3 separate regions of the Homo sapiens genome follow, and regions 1 and 2 are each linked to region 3. Evidence: read pairs that join two places in POLR2A ChIA-PET (ENCODE). Cell type or tissue: Panc1. All regions are shown on one strand. Each heading gives the region's core, and the rest is flanking DNA. Links, peaks and the distances in the headings are about the cores only.

Evidence for each region. Peaks named below come from ENCODE experiments on the same cell type or tissue, not always from the same donor. Only the 100,000 strongest peaks of a DNase experiment are listed, where the experiment ranks them.
Region 1: POLR2A ChIA-PET joins it to region 3 with 6 read pairs; 1 of 35 experiments calls an interaction of 5 or more read pairs at or near these places.
Region 2: POLR2A ChIA-PET joins it to region 3 with 9 read pairs; 2 of 35 experiments call an interaction of 5 or more read pairs at or near these places.

Annotation. Positions count from the first base shown.
Region 1 is chr6:123,146,979-123,155,221 of GRCh38, forward strand. No RefSeq gene overlaps it. Among named protein-coding and RNA genes, the nearest start is that of CLVS2, 150 kb to the left of the region's middle. In Panc1, for the core only: no CTCF peak of the experiment used is centred there; a DNase peak (open chromatin) is centred at 3,338.
Region 2 is chr6:124,252,759-124,261,001 of GRCh38, forward strand. The region is part of intron 1 of NKAIN2 (sodium/potassium transporting ATPase interacting 2); the gene reads left to right. Among named protein-coding and RNA genes, the nearest start is that of NKAIN2, 450 kb to the left of the region's middle. In Panc1, for the core only: no CTCF peak of the experiment used is centred there; no DNase peak of the experiment used is centred there; H3K27ac peaks cover 800 bases.
Region 3 is chr6:123,994,016-124,002,258 of GRCh38, forward strand. All of the region lies in intron 1 of NKAIN2 (sodium/potassium transporting ATPase interacting 2), which reads left to right. Among named protein-coding and RNA genes, the nearest start is that of NKAIN2, 190 kb to the left of the region's middle. In Panc1, for the core only: no CTCF peak of the experiment used is centred there; no DNase peak of the experiment used is centred there; H3K27ac peaks cover 358 bases.

The DNA of each region.
Region 1 (8,243 bases), core at 1,332-6,331, 850 kb before region 3:
TGGCCATAATCAAAAAAATCAAAAAATAATAGATGTTGGAATGGATGCAGTGAAAGGGAACACTTCTACACTGCTGGTGGGAATGTAACTACTAGTACGACCACTGTGAAAACAGTATAGATATTCTTTAAAAAACTAAAAAGAAAATTACCATTTGATCCAGCAATCCCCCTACTGGGTATCTACCCAGAAGAAAAGAAGTCATTATATGAAAAAGACACTTATACATACATGTTTAAAGCAGCACAATTCACAATTGCAAAGATATAGAACCAGCCTAAATGACCATCAACCAAGTGGATACAAAGGCATAAGAATGATATAATATACTCTGGGGCCTTGGGGGGAAGGTTGGGAGGGAGGTGAGGGATAAAAGACTACACATTGGGTGCAGTGTACACTGCTCGAGTGAAATCTCAGAAATCACCACTGAAGACCTTATCCATGTACCCGAACACACTACCTGTTCCCCCAAAACTATTGAAATTATTATTATTATTATTATTATTATTATTATTTTGAGATGGAGTCTGGTTCTGCCACCCAGGCTGGAGTGCAATGGTGCAATCTCGGCTCACTGCAACCTCTGCCTCCTGGGTTCAAGTGATTCTCCTGACTCAGCCTCCCGAGTAGCTGGGACTACAAGCATGCACCACTACGCCCAGCTAATTTTTGTATTTTTCGTATGGGGAAATAATAATTTAAAAAAAAAACTGTTTAACAGATTTTTTGGTACAGGTTAAGCAGTTAAAAGAGATAATTTTAATGAGTGAAGTGGAGATGGAAATTCCACCACCATTGTAATCGCCATGGCAGTGTGTCAATATATAATCTAGTTGTAGTTTTCAAACTCTGTAAATACTTAGCCCTACCTCAATCACTCCCCAAATTGGAGATCCTAAATTAATCCTCCAGGTGATAATCTCTACAGCAGGTCTCAATTACTGATGGCAGTGTGTCATATTACTCAGGTGTGCTAGGCCAAAACAAAGAGAATCACAGTATTATTAAATCCACTTATTATTTCTAGGTTCTCATTAGCATGATGACATACTTAGATATTTGGAAACAAACATTATGCTAACATGAGGTCATTCTTGTTATGTCTCTTCTTCTTCCCCTGTCTTTCCCACTCAGTCTTGGTTTCTAGACCACTCAGTCTTTCTGTAACCTAACTGGATGCATTCCAGTTTGTTAATATCCCTTTCAAAATATACTGGAACTGAAACCAGTAATTCCTCTCCAGGTAGCGTAAAGAGGAAAGATCAGCAGCCCTTGTAGTTTTCCTCCACTGAATGTTATGCTTCTGGAGATATGCCTGCAGCTTCGGGCACTCTTTTAGCACTGTTGTTACAGCCACCATTGACTCACACTACGCTTGTATCCAAATCTTTTTTATATGCTTTTCTAAGCCAAAAATCCCATAATGCACATAAATGCAGGGGTTTGTCTTTATTTTCAATAATATTAATCTCACTTGTTTTAATTCATTATTTCATCTTAGTGAGATACTTTATTTACCATTGCTTATTTTTTTAAAAGTGTATTTCTGATTACATACATAATACTTGTGCAGTAGAAAATATGTGTGATATACAGATATAGTAAAATATTAAAATACTTTTCTCCTCAGATCACAGTGATAAAACTCTCATTGCCTGTTTGTACATCTTTCCATGTTTTAATACTCATATATGTATGTAATTGGCTTACTAGGTCACATAGTTTTATTATTTGCTCTTTTTAATGTAATACTTTTGATATATATTTTGGTACCATGTTTGATTATGTCCCAGCTTTGTGTTGTAATCAGCCTTTGCTTTAAAGGCAACCCATTCTTAATTCATCAAGTTCAGAGTTAAGAAATATTGAAAGAACAGAATCAAATAGAGAGATTGTTACACACACTACATCCTTCATTCAGGTTGACATCACTCTATTAATCAACACTTTGAATGCAGTTGTGCTTTCGCATACTTAAGCAATCTTTCAACATGTGTATCTACATCATGTCCAGAAGAATGGTGTTCAGTCAATCACTTATTCATTGGTTGGATTAGTTTATCCAAATGGAACTTGAGAAAAGTTCCATGCATTGTGTTAAGCATTGCACTCAGGTCCACAGATACAAACTGAATAAAACATATTTTTATGCCTTTAACATACACAGTCCACGGGAAAGGGGCATATTTAAACAAATTTTGTTGGCGTATGTTGAAAGCTAAATGCATAAAGAGTTATGAGGATTAAGGGGAAAGAAAATTAATGTTCCTGAGAGGATTAGGAAAGGCTTCATATTATTTGAAAGATTCTGATCAAATTCCAGAATGAATTCTTGATATAGCTTGAGAGCAGAAGTCAGAGTAAAGGATTTTAAACTGTTATTATCTTTGTTGCCAATGGAAAGCAAAAGGAAAATGAAAAGTAGAGATTAAAAACTCCATTTTTATTGTAACCCTAACTTTTAAAAAAATAGCCTAAGTTATTTAAGCTATACCAAATAAAACTAAGTTCAGATTAAATTGAGGAGTATTCAAAAAAATTGTAACTGATATTAGTAGATATGGACATTTGTATTTTGATGGTAAAGACCTTTGAAAGTTTATAAAAATATTTTGAAACACTTCTATAAAATAAATATATGAATATAATGACATTTTTGTTATTAGTATATATTTTCTGAGATATGTTGTGATATTTATATTATATAATGTATTTATAGAATAGGTACCAGTCCCTGCCTTGATTGATTCATTTGTATTAGTTTCTATAGTCCTCATTACATCAAGATAAGGGAAGTGATAATGGTAACTTACCCTTGAGGAAAATTACATCTATAGTAATCAAGTTACTTGCCCATTGTCCTACGGCTAACAACACAGATTCGGGATCTAAAGCCAGCAAGTACCTTGTATTCACTATGTACCATCACTCTGTAGTTCTTAATGGCTGCATTTTAATAACAATGGCCTAAACACCCTGAGGAAAAAACAATCTAAGTCATATTTGGTCATCTCTAAGTCATATCTAGTCATATTTATTTTGTATTGCTATTATGACAAAACATACTTATATGGTTATTATTTTCTCTGATTCTATAGTTGAGAACTCTTATGTGGATTAATTCTTAGTTTTATTTCTGGAGGTTTAGGTTGCTTGGGCAATTTTAGAAAATAACCTTCCTCAATAGATTTTCTAGAAGCCTGGGAGTCATTTACACTCACTGGTCATTTTTAGAGCCTTCTCTGCTTGGTCATTCTCTGCTGAGCTATTTGCAGCTCAGATGCAATTTTGAATGGACCTTTATGCAAACAGAACCTGCTAAATGTCACCATAAATCTCACTACTTGGCACTATCATGGGGACTGAGGAATATGCCAAGAGCATTAAATACATTTATTTAAAGAGAGTGCTTAGTCTTTGATCAATTGTTGCAAGAATAGAAGAGAAAACAACAGTGTTTAGAAAAGGAAATTCCTCTGGAAAAGGTGACTAAGCTTGCTGTGGGAAGGATGTGTTAAATTGGGGAGTCCATGCTTTTAATATGAAGGCTTTTTAACAGAGGTGACAGCAGACCACCTTGGAGACAAAATAATTGAGTTAGTCTCTACTGTGACATGACTAGATCAGATAGGCAACAAAGAGCAAGCTTCTCTTTGCAGCAAAATCACTTTGATATATCCACAAGCAGAGGACTCAGCCCTGGAAGACACGGGTTCAAACTCAGTTTTCTTGCCTTACCAGATTTTTGTCCTTAGGCAAGTGACAAACGTAGTTTGATCCTCAGTGTGGTCATCTATACAATGCTAATAATTTCCCTAGCTCACCTGATCTAATGAGATGATATATATGAAATATAAGATAATAAAATAACAATGATATTAATATATTTAAAATTGTTATCTGTGATACAATATATTTCTACTTTTCTCATAGCTCTAACACATGTGTGAATTGAATGTTGGGTTCTAGACCAGTATCTAAATGTACAAACTGAAAGCTAGCCTTTATTATTAGCTAGCCTTTGAAAGCTAGCATTTTTATCTCATTTACAATTTTACAAAATTGTGTCAAACACCTTTATATTTTTGTAGTTTGTGAAGAAATTAATGACAAAACTAGTGTGTGTGTGAGTGTGTGTGTTTACTAATTTCTGCAACAAATAAATTAGAAATTACTAATGACCACTGGATTATTCTGTATGGAGGAAGACAGTGGTGCCTAGTCAAAGATTGGCTTTGTTATAAAATTAAAACCAATTTATATTGTAGCTCCAACAAATACAATCTTTGGGAACTTGAAAATGTATTATGGCATTTTCTGAAACTTGCTTTTACACCTGTAAATTGAAGATGATGAGAGCTGGTTTTCTTATCTCAAAGGAATTTATGTGCCACAACAAAGAATGAGTCAGAAACAAGTGCCTTGAGTAAAACTTGGAGCTATTCTCTCATTGTTCAAAGACCATTTACTAATTGTTTACTGTGTAACAAGCCCTGGAATTTTTCTCAATCAAAAAGCACTGATTGATGGTTACTAATATATTTTAGAACTGATTTTTCTTTTTTCTTCTCAAAAATTGGAAGACTCACAATCTTTATGTAGAATGTAAACTACCTAGTTTTACTCAATGTAATTTGTAAAACAGTACTGAAAATAAAAATCTTTATTTTTGATCTTATATCCTGTTCTTGTGTTATCAGCAATAATAACAATCACATTAAAACTAATAGATAAGTCCAGGCATGGTGGCTCACGCCTGTAATCCCAGCACTTTGGGAGGCTGAGGTGGGCGGATCATGAGGTCAAGATATCGAGACCATCCTGGCCAACATGGTGAAACCCCATCTCTACTTAAAATACAAAAATTAGCTGCGTGTGGTGGCGTGCACCTTTAATCCCAGGTACTCGGGAGGCTGAGGCAGAATTGCTTGAACCCGGGAGGTGGAGGTTGCAGTGAGCAGAGATCGTGCCACTGCACTTCAGCCTGGCTACATCTAAAAAAACAAACAAAAAGAAAACCTAATAAGTAAGATTTCATCCTCATAAATTCTTCATGGAAGAACTACCATTATCCCTACTTTATACATGAGGAAGGCATGTTAAGTATCTTACCCATGGCCGTACAGTTAGTACATGGCAGTCATGATTCAATTCCAGATATTCAGATCCTCAAACGTAGAAGCTTAACCATTTTCCAAGAATGCTATTACATTCAAAGTTCTGAAGGAATTTCTTTTAAACATCTGCATAGCAGAGAAAGCTGAAGTAATTTTCTGTAGGTTCTATTACCTGAGCCAGGCAGCATGGAAGGAAGAAATGGCTTTAGTTGTTAGTGATAACAATATATGAATTTCTTACACTGCAATAATTTTCTGTGCCCTTTTACCCTAAAAACTGGTTTTCCTTGTTTTTACACACATTTATCGATTCTTTTACCATTTCTTTTTCTCTTCCTTTGCAGTTTATATACTAGATTTTATTGTATAAATGTGAATGTGTCATGAGTATGGATGGGGGAATGCATTGTGTGATTTATTCTGGAAACTGTCTGTTTCTAGGGAAGGTTTTTTTTGAGAAATCTCTGTCTTATTTCATGATTGCTTTGGTCTTCTTTATCATCAGGGTATGCTTTTTGCATTTCTAAGATCAATCAGAACAAAAGCTAACTAGTTGTACAAAAAAATATGTTACCAAAGTCATCATTTTTAATGTACCTTCTTCAAAGATTGTAAGAAACTTTAGAATCACAACTAAATAAAATTCCTCTAATTTTGCAATGATTTTTACAGCAGAATAGATGTTTTCCCCTTTTCAATACCATGTATAGGCTGGGCGCAGTGACTCACGCCTGTAATTCCAGCACTCTGGGAGGCCGAGGTGGGCAGATCATCTGAGGTCAGGAGTTTGAGACCAGCCTGGTCAACATGGCGAAACCCCGTCTCTGGTAAAAAATACAAAAATTAGCTGGGCCTGGTGGCATGTGCCTATAATCCCAGCTACCTGGGATGCTGAGGCTAGAGAATCGCTTGACCCGGGAGGCAGAGGTTGCAGTGAGCCGAGATTGCACCACTGCACTCCAGCCTGGGCAACAGTGCCAGACTCTGTCTCAAAAAAAAAAGGCACCATATTTACATTAGATGCCAACCAGTAGAGTTTAGAGATGCAGTCATAGCAGATGTTAAGCAGTCTTTTTCCCCAAAGGAAAACTTTGGATGGAGAAACTAGTAGATGTTTGAATTGTACCTTATTATAAGCAAATACAGTCTCCAGTGAGAAGCTGTAAGAACAAGTGTAAAAGAATGAGCATTATTTTCCTACAAAATTTGATTTCAGGATTATTTAAATTAGGTTTAAATATTATCATAGGTTGACAACCTGGAAGTCAAAAAATGAAAAGCTGTCAGATTCTGTAGGAAAAGTCATTTTGACCAGAATAACATTTTAAATGTTCAAAATCAGTTTGCCTTGTATCCAGGGAAATAGGTCTTTGTCTCTTTAGGGTTTCAAAGTACATGTAGGGTGTGTGTGTCTGCGTGTGTGTGTGTTTGTGAGTGTGTGTGTTGAGTATGTATGTGTTAGTTTTGTTTTGTCTCCATTAAATATAATGACCAAGGAGAAATACATGGGTAGCTCAAGATATTAATTTTTATTATATTAAATTTAATATTTAATTAGTATGAGAGTTCTTACTACATCACATAACTTAAAATCCACGGATTCATCTGAAAGCTTCTTGGTTAGCATGAATTATGTTAGATGTTGCATGAGTGTTGTATGGGTGAGGGAAGTGTAGATAACTATTATGTCATCTCAGCTTGTAGAGATAACATGTTAAACATATGTACACCTCCCAGAAATTGTTTACCTTTAGTTGAACAACTATTTATCTTCTTGGATGCAATTAATATTTGTCTGAGAGCCGACGTGGCTCGAAATCTTTGGGTCAATGATGTTCATATGCTCCTCCCTTAATTCATACAGCTGCATATGGTGTTTCTCTTGAGAAGCCAATGACACCTCTGGGCAGGTTGAACATGTTACAGGCACTAGGATGTTGACTCGATTATGCTGAGTGAATATCTTACCTAGTTTTGAATATCAGGGTGGCCTTATTTGTTTTTTTACATTTAAACAAACTTCCCCACCATTTGTGAAATGTAATTAGTTTTTTTTTTAGAGTATTTTCTTTTTTTTCTTTATTTCTTCTCAAAAAATCCAAAACAGATACATGCGCAGAACATGCAGATTTGTTACATAGGTATACGTGTGCCATGGTGGTTTGCTGCACCTATTGACCCATCCTCTAAGTTCCCTCCCCTCACCCCTCACCCCCCAACAGACCCTGGTGTGTGGTGTTGCCTCTCTGCGTCCATGTGTTCTCAATGTTCAACTTCCACTTACGAGTGAGGACATGTGGTGTTTGGTTTTCTGTTCTTGTGTTAGTTTGCTGAGGATGATGGCTTCCAGCTTCATCCATGTCCCTGCAAAGGACATGATCTCCTTCCTTTTTATGGCTGCATAGTATTCCGTGGTGTACATAATTAGTTTTAAAATTTGTTATTTGTAGCCTCAAATCATGTGGGTAGCATTTTTGAAAATTATAAGGCTGACTCAGATAAATGCTTTGTGAAACTCTATTCCACTCCATTTAAAAGAAATGTAAAATATTTATTTTTCTTCCAACCATATTATTGATAGAGTTGGAGAAATGGTTTAGTTTTATACTCTACCTAAGTGTTTCTCAAAATGCACCCAAAAAGCAGAAATTCACTTTTGTGATTTAAATAGAAACTATGGGATTTCAATAGTAGTTACACAAAATAATTTGGGGAATTAATGAAATGTTGGGTCAAACAAAGCTAAATAGGTTTTATCATAATTTATCACAGATTTTAACAATTATTATATTTCTAATGAAAATAATATTAATTTGTTATTGTATACATACTATTTGCTTATTGCTATTCTAGTCTTTTACATGTGCTAACACATACTTCCCTCCATTGAATACAAGAAAGAAGTATTGTTATTATTTCTTTTGCTGTGGTGTAGAATCTGAAATATGAAAAGGACAAATAACTTACTCAAAGTTATTTGAGTATTAGCATTAGTTATTGAGTATTAGCATAGCTAATATGTGGCAGAATTTGAATTCAGACAGAAAATGTGACTCCAGAGCCTATGTCCTTTTTTTTTTTTTTTTTTTTTGGACGGAGTCTTGCTCTGTTGCCAGGCTGGAG
Region 2 (8,243 bases), core at 1,618-6,617, 260 kb after region 3:
CAGTCAACTACCTTTGTGATTTTAGGCAAGTTACTTAGCATCTCTGTGCCTCAGTATCCTTATCTCTAAATTAAAGATAATGATAATGTCTAATTCATGAGGTTGTTAAAAGGCTTAAATGAGTTTACATTTGTAAAGCACTTAAAACAGTGCCTGATATAGAACGACAACTATACGTTAGTTAAATAAAATTTATAAAAGCATATCCCTTTGTCTTCCTAATTGTAGTTCTATATTTACTTCTCAGAATCCATAAGATAACAAAGAGAGGAAAAATACCAAGTGGTACCTGGATTGGTTTCACACTGAATATATAGAATGACATGGCGGAGAATTGATATTTTTACAATATTGAGTTTTGAAGTTCATGAACATGGTCTATCCCTGTATTTATTTCAATTGGTCTTTTCTGCCAGTAATGTTTATAAATTTCAGTGTGGAAGCCTTGCACATTTTCCACTAATTGTATTTCTAGTTATTGATAAATGCAGTGCTATTTAAAATATATCTTTTATCAAAATGTCATTTCTAAATGTTTGTTGTTACTGAATATAAATAACATTTGCTTTTGTATGTGGCAAATTCACCAACCCAACTTAAAGCTTTTCTGTAGATTCTAATTGTTTACACAGGAAATCATGTCTTTTGCAAATAGTGATGATGTTATTTATCTCCATATGAAGGGATTAAAAAATAAAATAGGGATGGAGTTATATTTTTAAGTCAGTCTCTGCCAAAATAAAGCACATCTAGGGCAATTTGTTAGTGTGGAGGCTGCTTTAAGTCCTCCCTAGTCCAATAGGACTCTCTTTCTTGTGGTGACATATGTGTGTGTAAGTGTTCAATTACTACTATTATTTACCTTGAAAATCAAAAGTAAACCCTCCCTAAACCCTGATAGCATTCATTATAAAATTTGCATGGTGAACCATGAATGTTATTTGAAAGAATGCAATAGCATACCTGTTATTTTCCCACTATATCTTGATAACTCACTCTGTGACTCAGAAATTGTCTTTTCTTTTTGTATCATCTTCTCTATAATACTCGGTTGTTTATGTGCAATGTTCTACTTTTTTTTTTTTTTTTTTTGAAACAGAGTCTTACTCTGTCACCCAGGCTGGAGTGTAGTTGCATAAACCTCCACTCCCCAGGTTCAAGTGACTCTTCTGCCTCAGCCTCCCAAGTAGCTGGGATTACAGGCATGCACCACCATGCCTGGCTAATTTTGTATTTTTAGTAGAGACGGGGTTTCACAATGTTGGCCAAGATGGTCTCGTTCTCTTGACCTCGTGATCCGCCCGCCTCGGCCTCCCAAAGTACTGTGGGGATTACAGGCGTGAGCCACCGCTCCCGGCTAATTTTGTATTTTTAGTAGAGATGGGATTTCACCATGTTGGCCAGGATGGTTTCGAAATCCTGACCTCAGGTGATCCGCCTGCCTCGGCCTCCCAAAGTGCTGGGATTACAGGCATGAGCCACCATGCCTGGCCTAAGTGTTCTACTTTCAATTGAAGTAATTTGCCCAATTGAGCAAATTATCATTCCTGTTTTGTTATATTTAGCTAGCTGATGGTAAAGGACATCCCTATGAGAGCAACATCTGTCAAAGTATTGTACTTTGTTTTATGAAGAGACTGGCTTTTAGGAAATGGTGAATTGCTTTCTTCTTGCTTTTTGTGGTGGGAGGCACTAGAGAGTGTAATAGAGCAGTGTAGATTGATTTGTATTTTTCTTTTCCACTTGTGTTGGGTTTTGTTTCACTATTATATTATAAAAACCAAAATAATGGGAGTTTTCCACAAATGGAAGGATGTGACAAATATAGGTGTGATTCAGCCCAAGATAATGATTTCGAATATGAAGAAATCCTACTTGAAGGACTTGGAAGTCTTATTACATTACTTCATCATTAAAACGACACTAAAATTTGATGGTAGTTTCCTCTAAGCACTGTTTTACCATCCTTAAATATTGAAGTACTAGAACTCTAATATAGAAATATTAGAAACATTAAAACTAGATAGTAAAATGCTTTAACAACAGCAACAAAAAAGCATTACAAAACAATAGTATAACCTAACATATGCTTCATCTCTTCATGAACACCTAATTATTACTCTAATGTAGTCACCTCTATTTATAGTCAGCTTTTTATCGTGCTTAATAGCCTTTCTCGTTAAGTCCCCTGACTGCTTTAGTCTTCACCCTGAACAGAAGTCTCCTAAAATTGAGGCCAGGTGATGAATTAGGCCCCTTGGCTCCGATAGTGAACTAGTAGAGTCCGGCTGTCTAAACAGCTATTCCTGTTCAATTGCATTAGTGTGTTTCCCTCCAGGGTGATAATTGCTCAGAACTCATTGTGGCTCATTTCTTTATAATGCCCATAACAGTGCTTTTACAAGGGAAGGAATTGCATATTTTAGTGCTGTGATAAAATGCAAGAAGGCATGCTGCTGTAATGTGGTTGGCCCCATCTTGTGTACAGCTATGAACATTTGTATTTATGACAGCCATTTCACACTTGTATATTTGGGAAATGGTGAAATGTTGATGTGCTCATATACCAGAATTTGTGAATCTTTCATATTCTGCTAAGAATAAAAAATACTTATCTAATTTCAAACATTTCTTTGAACAGTGTCTACCTGGGGGTGTGAGGGAAGCAAAGTAGTTGTCTACCTCCTCACTCTGTAAAGATAATACGCATGTTAATTTATGCTGGTAGTTTGAATGAGGCACAGCTGCTGGATAACCATGTGATCCATCTATTTCGCGGAGGATGCCGCATTTTTATTCAACAGCCATGGAGCAATAGAAGGAAAGCTTCCATTTTGTACATTTTTTACAAACGGAAAATAAGAGAAAGGGAGGCTCACCTATGAATACTAAATTAGGGAAAGCCTATCACCGTCAGTGATCAGAATGTTCAAACTTCTTTGTGTTGCTCATTGATGCACAAACAAACCACATGAATCTCTATTTGCTCAAACCATAATTGAAACCATCACCCCAGTCATAACCAGTTATAGGATGCTTGCCTTAAAATATGCTCTCACTTGTCCTTTGATTTAGAAATCCCACAGTCTCTTCTGTTTTTCGTTTATCTACCCAAGTCACAGACATTCTGTGGCGCTGGTGTCTTTGGGGCATCGTTTCCTTTCTTAGTTTGCTGCTCTTCAAAACCTTTGCAATCATAAAGGAGCAGCATCACCTTTATTTGAAGCTCCTCTCCACTGAACAAATAGATATGGGAAAGAAAGTTGATTTTAGACATCCAATTAAATCACTCTCTTACAAGGGAAATTACTCCGTGGAGTGTTAACGTGTTAGTCTATTCTCAGCAAGTCAGTTGGCAAAAAGGAAGCCATTTTATCTTTGGGCACTGAGGTTATCATTTGGGCAAAAATACTCTGAAGGTAGGGAAATGTTGTCACAACAAAAATCCAAAAGGTCATCACCCACAGATACAGGTCATAAATTTTTCTTAGGAAAACTGCATTGGTTTATGATGAAGGTGATTTTTCTGTCATATATTTCTGTGAAAAATAAGATAGTTAAGGGAGCTCTTATGTACATATGTGTAATTCATAAACTTATTAAAGAATGAAAGGTACAATCTGATCAATTTTAAATTTAAGCAACCACATTTGCCATTTCAGAGCCCATAGAAAGGTAACCCAGGAAACAGATGTAAACTGGCAATCGTTAATGCTGTTATATATCTTCAATGCCATTACCAGAAATAAAGAAAAAGAAAACACACCATCCTAAATCTGATAGTTCTGTCCTAGTAACATTTCTTTTTCAGTAGTTTAGTATGATTAAGAGTAGATAAGTCTTGGAAATTTGAAAAATCTTAATTTCCAGTCTTTCTCTAATGTTTCAGCTTAGACAATTTAGTTAAAATATCTGTGCCTCAGTTTCTTCATCTTTGCAGCAATTTAAGAGCCCGTATCTTGGCATTCTTGATTAGAGGAAAGATATTTCTGATACATTGTAAACACTAATAAACAGTAGCAAATAGAATGTGTGTGTGTCAACAGGATAGAGTTTATCTTCAAACCATTTTCTTCTGCAGTGTCCTTCCTCCTGGGGTAAACAATGTTTCAATTAGCTTTCTGTTGTTTTTTTTTTTTTTTTTTTTTTTTGGTAAAATATTAGATGACAACTGATATACAAACAACGTGCAAAAGCTATAACTTCTTTTGGAAGTGAGGGAGATAAATACAATCTTATGCCTGAGATCTCTGATGGTTTTCTCGAAGGCGTTGTCACTGACTGGGTTTTGTTTTTTGTTTTTGTTTTTATTTTTTTTTCACTAGAGGACAAGTTTCTACACCTCTAATCAGACTGGTCATACAAAAAAACCATTCCATTGTCAAAATGGATGAAAGCAGATGGCTGAAGAATTTTGAGCTTTTTTTATTTATTGTCTCTGTTGTGCTGAACTAACCAAAGGGTAAAACATTCTCTGGGAATCTCTAGCTTCAAGCCTTGGTTGCCCTTGCATGCACCTTTGAAAATGCTCCACTAACAGAAACTCCTAACTGATGGAGCCAAGTTCCAGATCTGTGGTTTAAGATTTGCTTCAGGGATCAGGTTGCTCAAACTTCCTACAGCTCTTAGGAGCTCAGAGTATGAAATTCATCTTTCAACTCACCCAGAACTAATGTATTTGCCCCATATTTTCTGAACAATGGCTTTATCTTGGAGTATACCATATTTGAGACTTCTTGATTATAAAATTAGAAATTATTTATGTAAATAAAAACTCAATTTTTCTGAACAATTTATGAAAGCCCATTTGAAATACAACATAACCTAATGCAATTTACATAAGACCTAAAAAGGTCTACTCTAATTTCCAGGATATAAGAGGAAATAACAGTCCAAAATAGAGATGGGTTTGCACTTGCATTCCTGTTTCAAAACCTAGCAAATGCTTATAAAGCACTGCCTTGTGGCCAGCACTCCTCTATGAGCTGGACATATATTAATTCATTTAATTTTTTTCTTTTCTTTTTTTTTTTTTTTGAGACGGGGTTTCACTCTTGTTGCCCAGGCTGGAGTACAGTGGCACGATCTTGGATCACTACAACATTTGCCTCCAGGGTTCAAGTGATTCTCCTACCTCAGCCTCCCAAGTAGCTGGGATTACAGGCACCCGCCACCAGCCCCCGGGTAATTTTTTGTATTTTTAGTAGAGACGGGGTTTCACCATGTTGGCCAGGCTGGTCTCAAACTCCCGATCTCAGGTGATTCATTGCCTCGGCCTCCCAAAGTGCTGGGATTACAGGTGTGAGCCACCGTGCTGGCCAATTCATTTAATTCTTAAACAGGCATATGAAGCAGATGCTATTGTTTTACTCTTTTTCAAGATTAAAAAAAAAAAAAAACTGAGGTATAGACAGAGGAATTAAATTGGTCAGATTCACACAGTTGCTGAGTGGCAAAGCTGGGACTGGAATCCAGGCAGCATGGTTCCAAAGCCTGCACTCACACAACTCTGTAGATTTGTATATTTGCATTATTTAGTTGTTTCCAGTGTGCCCTGTGACAGCAAGAAATAAAGGATCAGAACTTAAATTATGGAGGTGATTTTTATTCATTAATCTGTTCCTTCATTCATTTTTTGGTAGAAGTCCTTGAACCAAAAAACCAAAGTTAAGATCTTGTAAAAAGATTTATTTTCTTAGCTCCTTATTTTAGTACATCCAGGGAACTGTGGAAAGCAAAATGATAAACGATAACTTGAAACTATGTAATATCTAATAATATAAAACTGACAGGACTTGAAGCTATATGGTGCAGAGATTAAGAACATAACTTTGGAACCAGTCAGGCCTTCAGACAAGTTACTTAACCTCTCTGGGCACTAATTTTCTCAAACTATAAAATAGGGAAAATAACAGTTTTCACCACATAAAATTCATTCAAAGAGGAAATTAAATAGTACGTATGTAGCAAGTATGAATCTCTGGTAGGCAGGGCCTATATTCTTCACTTTCTACAGAACAACTTAATTTCTTCTTTTAACTTTTATTCTCTTGACTGGTGGCAAATTTAACCTTAGTCATTAGGGGAAGTACTCTCTTCCCTATAGTCTTGTCATGGTTCCATTAGGTTACGTAGTTCCAAGGCATTTTGAGAGCAGTGGATGTTCCTCCAATTATATTTATCATTGGATAATTTAAATTTTCTCAGTCTTCCATAAAGTGCTTTGTAAATCCAGATGAAAGCACAGCCTCTCATCCAAGCTGGGTTTCCTGAGCCCATCTATATAAATGTTGCATGGAGGTGGTTACTGAGGAGGGGTTTACCTCAGTACACCACTGAGGCATCCATCATTCCTGTCTGTCTGCTTCTTCTGGTCTACTGGCCTTTTGTTGATTCTGTACCATATGTGGCACTCTCTACTTAAAAGCCCTTCTCAGCCATTTTCTGTCTCAAATTGGAATAAAATTGATGGAATAAAATTGGAGGTTTATATGGTGGGGAAAGAATACAAGTACATGTGAGTAAACAGAAAGCAGAGAGGGGTACAGAAACCATGAGGATGAGGGGCCTGGCATCTCATTGTTTGGGTGTGGTGGTCTGGTGAGTTTCAGTCCCTTGATACTATCTGGGAGGGCTGAGAGTTGATTTCCTGAGGAAAGAACCCAAATTAGGCAAATGTAAGCTTGAAGCTTTCGAGAAAGTCAGTTTCTATGTTTATTTAAAAAGACTATTACCATCAGTTCTATGGGCCAGTTTCAAAATATGATACCAAAAAACATTACTCAAGGATTTGGTATAAATAGGTTAGTATTCAGTAAGTGCTTGCTTTCATTACTACTAGTCTTGCTGTCATTGTTATTATTGATAATAGGTGAAGAACACAGGGAAAAACAGAACCACCACAGGCCAGAAGACAGAAGAAAAACCTATACCTTTAAAACTAAGCCCAAGGCAGAGTGGGTCCACTTTCTGTCTCTGAAGGCTACTGATGCCTAGATGACTATTATGGTGGTTCTTGGCTATCTACACCCGTGCTGCAGGTGGGGTGATCTCCCTGGACACCTATTTTTTTCACCTTTCATCATTCTTCAAGCTTATATACAAAAATAGAGTGTTATGGGGCCATTCTGTGAATAAGACACTCTAATGCCAAGGGATTTCTGCTTTCTGACAAAGTATACATTAAACCAAATAATGATTAATATTCTTTATTGATTCTAATTGATTATGACTTTGTTGAAGATAATGAACTCAATGATTAGTAATGATTACACAGCTAGTTAGAATTAGAACTGCATCGATAAATCACTCTAATAACAAGCAAGTGCCTTCCATTATAACAATTTTATTATGTCCAAAAAATCATTTTCATAATGGAGATTCATTTAGGTCTTCAGCAATATATATTGAGCACCTATAAAATGTCAAGAACCATTCTATGGACTAAGTATATGTTTGTAAGCCATAGAGAAAAATCTCAGCCTTCAAGGAGCTTACATCCTAGTGGGGAAGATGAGAAATCAGTAAGATAAAAAAGTAGCATGCATAGTGTGTTAGAGGGTGTTAAATGCAAACGAGAAATAATAAAACAGAAATGGGAAGTTTGGAATGTGTGGTCAAGGTGAGATTGTAATTTTAGACAGAGTGACCAGGATAACTTTTGAGTAAATCACTGAAAGAAGTGAGAGAATAAACCACACAGGTGTCAGGGAAAAGAGATCTCCAGGCAGACAGGATGGAACATGTAAAAGCGCTGAGGCAGGAGAATGCCTGCTGTGTTCAAGAATCAGCAAGGAGACCTAGTGGAGGGAATTGCAGGAGAGGTACAGGAGAGAAGGGGGTGGTGAGACAAATCAGGAGACTGGGGCCATTTGCAGGAGGGGTTCCTTTTACTCTGACATGGGAAGCCACTGGAGAACATTTAGCAGAGGGGTGACATGATTTTATTATATTTTAAGAGGATTACTCTGGCTTTTATCCTGTAAATAGATTGCAAGGGAACAAGGGCATGGAAAAGTCTCTAATATATGAGCTATTGTAGAGAAAATTTTGATATAGTTGAGACCCATTGAATTCTAATTCTATAAATTCTCCTTTTCCTGTGCTGCAGTCTGAGAATTTTGAGCAGTGAAATTCTAACTTCTACATTTGTACTTACATCCACTCAACACTCAATAATTGTGCTGAGAGTAATATGTGTAAGATGCAGTTCTTGGCCCTGTGAGAAATACTGTGATGAACTA
Region 3 (8,243 bases), core at 1,885-6,884:
CCAGATTGACCACAGCCATCACTGCTTCTTCCCCAGAGAGAACTCAGATTATTGGAAAGTTTTCTACTGAGAGTAGAATACTCTTGTCCTTGGGCAATAGTAGCTCAGAATTTAGTTATTCTGCCCACAGGCCTCCCTAAAATGAATCTCAGTTTGGAGAAAAGAGAGAAACAAAGAAACTAGGATTTTTTTTTTTTTTTTTAGATTCTGAGATAGCATCCACCAACCTGCTACGCTTACTCTGGGGACCTTGAACGGTGCATAGAAAGGCTGTTTTGTTTTTGTTTGTTTTATAAATCAATTTATTTTTGAACTTCCTCAAATATTTACAACTGTGGGTGGAAGGAAATAATTTTCCCTCTCAATTCTGCCTTGGAGAGGACACATTTCTGTGCCCTTTCCAGCCCAAAAGGAAGAGTAGGATTAGAAAGTCTGATGTAGACAGGATTTACCACTTTATCATAGGTCATGTGCAGCTGCTCCGTAAGCAAATAGTAAGGCTCTCAGGACTTTTTCCCTGGGAGTTAGAAGTCTCTCCCCTTCTTCAAGTGAGAAAAGCATAATCTAGTAGTTACAGTAACTGGTGCCCTTGCATATGCTTCTCCACCCCCTCCAATAAGCTTCACCCAAGTCAGCTCCAGGTGGCTTTCCTCTTCCTCATAGTATCTGCCTGTATTTAAACAGCAAGGTTTTTTTAATTCATTAAAGTTTGATTTACTGTTAAACGTATTAAATGTGATATCCCTCCATACATATTACAAATGCACGTCTTTTATAAACCTGTATGTGTTTTTATGTCGATTGTTATTATATGAATAATTTAAAAGCAGTGAATTGCAGTAGTCCTCTTTGGCATCATAACAACATCCCAGGAAACTTTGTGCTCTGCTGTTACCTTGTATTATGGCATATATGAGGGGGAGCTCAATGTTCTGTCCACTTTTTGAGGTGAAAATCAAACATAATGAAAGACTAACTTGGTAAAGCAACGTTAAATTCTGAGTTTTAGCTCTCTAAAGGAAAAGCATAAGGTGAGGGAAGGGAATTTGGTTAGTTCTATTGACATTTGATGACTGTTTACCATGGGCCAGGCTCTGCCAGCAGGGTTGGGAACTCACAGGAGAGAAACACGAGAATTGCATCCTCAGGACATTACAATATACTGGGGGAGATGAATTCAAAAGATTTTGATAAATGACAGATATAGGCATTATAGACATCAAGGATGAGGACGAGCCTTGTTGGTGACAAAAGGTGACAAGGCAGTTCTAGGAAAAATATACCAAAAACGAGAGAGAATAGTAACAGAGGACCTGGCCTTTACAGACAGATGGAATCCCTTTTTCATGGTTGAACCATGAGATAAACTTGCACATGCTTTAAGTAAAAGTAGGAAAAAGCAAAGTTAACATTTCTTGCTTACCTAAGGGATTTCTAGTAGAATAATGTATATAAGGCACCAACCTGGTTATGTGGAGTTGCTCAAAAAAGAGTAAATTCTCTTTCATCCACTTGCACTGGCCTCTTACTAGACAACTCACTATTTTAAAGATGAGACAATTTAAATGTGGTCAGAAATTAAGGTGTAGTCAGATGAATTGGTCTTTTTAAAATATGAAGTCAGCTCCATCAGGTAAAAGTCCAAAATAACTTTCTTTGCTGTAAAATAAAGGTGTTAAAACATTGGTAACATTTTTGTAAATTTCAGAAAGATTTTGTTTGTAAATCTCTTTTGAGAATTTTCTTGGCTAGATGCTGTAATAGTTACTAAATATTTCACAAGTTCACTATGAAAGAGAAGTTGAAAGCCTCCAACAGAACGAACTGACTGAAATATTATGTCTGTCATTCATTATTATTATTACTGTCATTGTTATTATTTTAACAAAGCATTAATAAAATTTATGGTTAGAGGCAAGTACCACCCATACTCAAATAAATTTATTTTGATTTTTCAACAAATTGGTTTGCAATCTTGATAGATGGGAATGTTTCATTTTTATTACAATCCTCATGAATCACAGTAAAATCTAGGTATGAAGTCTAAAAGCTTGTATCTTGACAACATTTAACACAAAGGAAGGGTATTTGAGAAAGGAAAACAGTAATGTTAATATAAAGATGCTTTTTATTAAAAAGTCAGTTATTTTTAATCCTTCCTTGCTTTCTTCTTCCTTTCCTTTTCTCCTACATTGCCTTGTGTTTCTTTTTACTGAGTGATGGAATAAATGTCAGGTCTATTAATGAGGGTAAATAGTAAAGCTTTTAAAAGATTATTTATTTTAGTAAGGGTCTCACAATTTGCTCATTAATGTTGTCTGCAGCCCACCATTCCCAAAACATTTCAAATACTATAAATAATATGTGATTGTACTCCCAAATAACTAGGTTATTGTCCAATCAAGAAAATAGTTTCCTTGATAGTTGGAAATTGAAAGTTAGCTACCAAGCTTGTGATAAGTCATATTCATATTAAAAACTACAAAAAGGAGCTCATGATGGCAAATTTTACATTCTAACTTCAATACTGAAAGTTTGAGAATAACATTTTATTAAAGAATTTCAAATTAACTAGTAAAATAGTATTTAATACATAATCTTTACCATATTTCAGTGATAATGCCTTTGCCTTATTTATATTTTGGACATCTGAACATACTTTATTCTTGTTGACATAATAGATTGTTTCTCTTTAAATCTAAATTCCTTGATTATTTGTTGAAATAAGCACATGTGGAAAATGTTTTTTAGAATGTGTATCTTGAAACTTTTTCTTCTTAAAAGAAGAAAACTTACTCTAAGGGACACTTTGAATTTTGTTTCAGCATATGTCTGCTTAATTTGACAGATAATTTTACCGTGCTAAAATGGTAAAATGCAATTGAACATTTTTTTTGAATGGAAAAATAACATTTTAGTTGTGAATACTTTTTGATATCATCATTTGAAAGAGTTGTTTAGAAAAATAGACCTGTATGTTGTTCCAAATTATAGATTTTGTCCTTAAAATAATATTGGCAATTTGATATAATTGAGCTATGTATATCTTATGTGTAACAACTTTCAGCACACAACAACTATTTTGTCAACCATGTCAGTAGATCTAGTACAACGTGTGATCAGAAGATAAAGGTGTTAAGAAATTTGAATACATTTCTATTTATTTTAGGCTGATATGTTTTTAATAACTCTAGCTTCATAGATATCTTGCATTAAATACAATCTGTTTCAAGCAATTTCTCTTGCAATATTCTGGTGACTGTTCTCTATAAACATGGCCAACTAGCCTATAAAACATGTTTTATTTAATTCATTGCTACCCGTTTATGGCTGCACCATGTGGTAGGAATCCAGAAGCATCAGGTCTACTGTTCTTATAACGTTCAAGTGGCCTCCAGGTGATAGGCACAGCCAGCTGTCTTGGACCAGTGCCAACTCACAATGGTCTTATCAACCAGCAACACTTAGGAAATCACTGAGACAGCCAACAGTCATTTGTGGAACAAGAAAGGACGTGGCAGTTTGGCTATTTTTTAAATTTTTCCATCTGAAGCAGGAATTATCACTAACTGGAGTTTATTCTTTTTTTTTTTTTTTTTTTTTTTTGAGACAGAGTCTCGCTCTGTTGCCCAGGCTGGAGTGCAGTGGCGTGATCTTGGCTCACTGCAAGCTCCGCCTTCCAGGTTCACACCATTCTCCTGCCTCAGCCTCCCGAGTGGCTGGGACTACAGGCGCCTGCCACCACGCCCGGCTAATTTTTTGTATTTTTAGTAGAGGCAGGGTTTCACCGTGTTAGCCAGGATGGTCTCGATCTTCTGACCTCGTGATCCTCCCGCCTCGGCCTCCCAAAGTGCTGGGATTACAGGTGTGAGCCACCGTGCCTGGCCAAGTTTATTGTTATTTGTTAAAAGAATGTTTGCTTTTTGGTGTCTTCAGGTATTTTCAAATAGAATGAATAAAACCATTGTGTGCTGGTCTCCTAGTCCTTCATCTCATTTCCCTCCATACTCCATGACTCAATTAGTTTCTGGGGTTGGGATTAAGTGCACCTTATGCTAATTAGAACTATAGGTTTTACTCCTTAAATAACTCCCATTGGCCTAGCTTTGATTCTTTAATGTAACAAAGATAGATGTGGGAAAAAAGTGACCTATCAAAATATATAACTCAGAAAGCTTTTTGGGATAAACATATTTAATACAGGATTTCTCAGTTATATATTCTTTTTTTACTTAGATAAAACCCCCAAGGGAAAAATAGGTATCTAATGATATATCCTCCATTCAAAACTGTGTATTGCTATTGAGAAGTTTTATGTACTATTTTAAATAATAATTATTAATAAACATATACAAGCAATGCCAAATAATAAAAAATGTCTGTCTTTTTCCTGTGGAGATACTCAGCTCATGCCAATTTGGTTCCCTAAACAACTAGAACTGGAGAAAGCTGTGCTGTGACGTTTGAAATCGAAAACCTGAAAAATGTAAGCTTCTTATCAACTTCCAAATTTGGGGCAAATCTGGATCCTAAAATCAAGACATCTTTCGTAAGATTAGTATCCAACAAGACAAGAATATTGGCTATTGTGAAGAATGCTGCTGTGAACAGGGGAGTACTACTATAATCTTGTCTTATTATGATTCACAATAGTCAAGATATGGAAACACCCTAACTGTCCATTGACAGATAAATGGATAAAGAAATTGTTGTTTCTCTCTCTCTCTCTGTGTGTGTGTGTGTGTGTGTGTGTGTGTGTGTGGAAAATATATATATATAGGGTGATGGTATATACATATATATATATATATATATGGTGATGGTATCAAAAAGATAAAATGACTGCTCTACAATTATTCTCATTTTGAATTTCATTTTAATTTACAGTTTTCAAAACTAAATGCCACCTGTCTTTTGACACTGTTTTCATTATTGAAGGTTTTATAGCTTTAATTTTATATTAATAAAATTAATTATGTAAACATTTGCTTGCTTTTAGGAGCAAAGCATAGGCTACTAAAGTAAATAGTTCATTAATTTTTATGTCAGTCTTGGTGCTATTTACATGCATAGAAATGAAACTAAACGACCCCAGGGAACTTACAGAGGGTTGGTTTCAAATCCATGAATTAATGCAAATGGTAAGGTTACATCATTTGGGTATAAGGTGTATGCTTTGGAGAATGGAAAATAAGCAATCAAGGTAAAGTAGCCCTAGTGCCTACATTATTCATGAAAATGAGATCCTGACATTATATTCTAAGGTGATGTTGTAGAAGATAGAGCTAACTATTTGTGCAGGTACACTATAAGGTCAGTGTGTGTCTGGGGTCAGCTTGCCATGTGGGCAGAAAAACTCTTCTGCTGCATCTTTATTTAGAGGAAATCCACAGAGCTTTCACTTGGCCTACTGTATTGCTAATGTTTATTGCCACCGTAACTGAAATTCCTACAAGTTGAGAGCAATTGTATTTCATCCATTTTAAGCTCTCATCAGTTAAAATATGCATTATATTTATTTTACCTCTAAGAAAAGTACTTCTGATTTAAGTATAACTTTTCACAAACTTAAGTTTTATCCTGATTTTAATAATGCTAAAATGTGAAAAATAAAAAGCCACCTTAAAGTTGTTGAAATATAGTACTGCTTTTATTTTATTAAGAGTGCTGCTGGCTTGGAGGTAAAGCTTAAATATTATTTTTGGAAGGCTGTTTCAGGTTGACACAGACATTTCCTGCGGGGAATGAGAGGTCAGAGACTATATCCCTCCCATTAGCACATTAGAGAGAGAAATGTCAGAATATTAGACTTAATTTGGCAGGGTCCTTGGGATTTCTGCCTCTGTTTCTTTGTCTTCCTATATTTAGTTGCTGTCAATGAGTTTTGGTATGTACAAATAGATTTAAGAACATACATCAGTGTCTCATATATTCATTATTATTTTGTTAATATAGTATTTCTTTAATTCTAAATTTATTTAAATTAAGCAGTGAATTTGAAACCAACCCCCTATAATTCTTGTAGATTGCTGTACTAAAATGTATTTCTAGAAACCTGGTTATCAAACAAAACAACCAAATACTCTGTTCTTAACATTTCATCGTCTTCCAAAACGACACTTTCTTAGCAACTTCAAAGTGGCAACTGATGGTTTGGTAACGATATAATAACAAGGAATAACTCCTATATTCTTAAGAGACTCAGAATTTCAATTCTTACCACATATACATCTATTTTCTTAATTAAAACAAAAAGTCCCAGATAAAGTGTAATGCCCAGAACTTGAATTTTAATGAATGCAAATGAGCCCAAAGTGAGAATAATCAGCTGAAGTTCTAGGATGGAATATTTGTCTTGTATTTACCTTGGAAGCCACTAGCTTTTACTCAACTATAAAAGAAGCCTCAGGAGTGAATATAAAAAGAAAAAAAAATTATAGTAAGAGTTTGAGAACTAACCAATATACTTCATTAATACATTGAATTTTAGTGTGAGGAACAATATAAATTTCATGAAGCCGGATGAAAAAAGAAGAGATCCTTGTTATCTCTTCTGCCTTTTATTTTAACTCTGTGGATAATTTTTTCCCTATACGTCTAGAAACCTGGGTTCTTAAATTATCTCCAAAAATATACTCTGTAGGGTTTATAGCCTTTAAATGTAAGGGTAGCTAGAGAGCATGTTACTCTCACTAGGTAATGGGGTACATCTTTTTAACAGAAACATCCTTGAATTGCTAACACATATCTTCCACTCTGGTAGACTAAATTCTGTTATTTTCTGTTGTTTGTTGAGAAGATAGTTCAAAATCACACCAAAAAAGGCAGTGCCATTATTGTAAGTGTCATTGGCATAGATGTTTTTAATCTCACTGTAGCGTGATTCTTTGGTTAATTGTCTCTCTGCTGCACTAGTCTGTAAAAGCAGTACGTGTAAAAGCTTGTTCACCATTGACGTGAATGGTAGATCACCAACACTCACCACAAAGCTTGACACATATTACATTATATTAAAATATTGAAATATCCTGTGACTTGACCTCAGTGGAATTGGAATGTGAAAAACCATCTTTTCAGAAAGTTGTAGAAAACCAAATTTGGGGTACCATCCAATGGTGCTGAGAAACTGACTTTATAATCTGTTTTTATTTTTTTGCTTTTGGAGTGACTTTAGTTTGTAAACTTTTTTTTTTTGGCTCTTTAAAGGGAATAGCTTTTGAATGTTAGATTAGAAATCAGACTATGTACAGAGCTATTCAGCTCTGAAAACTGTGATAACTTGCTAAAGCTATGTTTACAAGGAGAAAGTAAAAAACAACATGAATGATTTTATAGTATATGTGGGCTGGTAAGGACAATTATAGAACATTTCAGTTATCCAGAACTATAAAGATTTAACTTCTAATTTTCATATAAATAATTTCAAAAATAGCAAAGAGGAAAAAGTAACATTGTTTAAAATTGATATCTGTCTGCATAACAGAGTATCATACACCACATTTCATTTACATAGACCTCTGGTTTTTAAAAAAATCATAATGAATCATGTGTTTCCTAAAATACTCCATTAATGTTACAACTAAATAAATAAATGTAGACATAGGAGTGACTACTATTAGGAAGTGAAAGAAAATTTATTTAGGTGCCAAATTGACAGTTTTTTAAATAATTGTTTTGTTTAGAAAGGTCACATAACATAAAAACAAGTGGATTCTATAAGAAATCAATTACTATTCAGTGTTTATACAACTTTTTAAATAGAAAAAGAAGTTCTCTTAGTTCTAAATATATATATATATATATATATATATATATATGCAAGCATAAATGTGCATTGCACAAGAGGGTTAGTTACTCAAAGGAGGAACATTATTTGCCATGCGTTAATTATCATAATTTTGCCATTTCCACATTGAATCATAATCATTGTTAATTTAAATACAATGGTATGTAACTTATTCATTCAACAAACATTTATTCAATCCCAGGAATGCACTAGAGTGCTATACAACAGTGATACAGAGACGAATTCATATGCTGAAGCAAATTCTAGTTGAAAAAGGAAATATCTTCATATTTGGCTTTCAATAAAAATGTTAATATATTAAAATTATAACCAAGTTCTATTGATATTTCTCCTGCATTCCACCTCTGATAATAAATAAACTCATCCTTCGGGCACTCTCTGAGTTGGATGCTCCCGGTATATCTAATGCCTGGATATTATCAGACATTCTCAGATA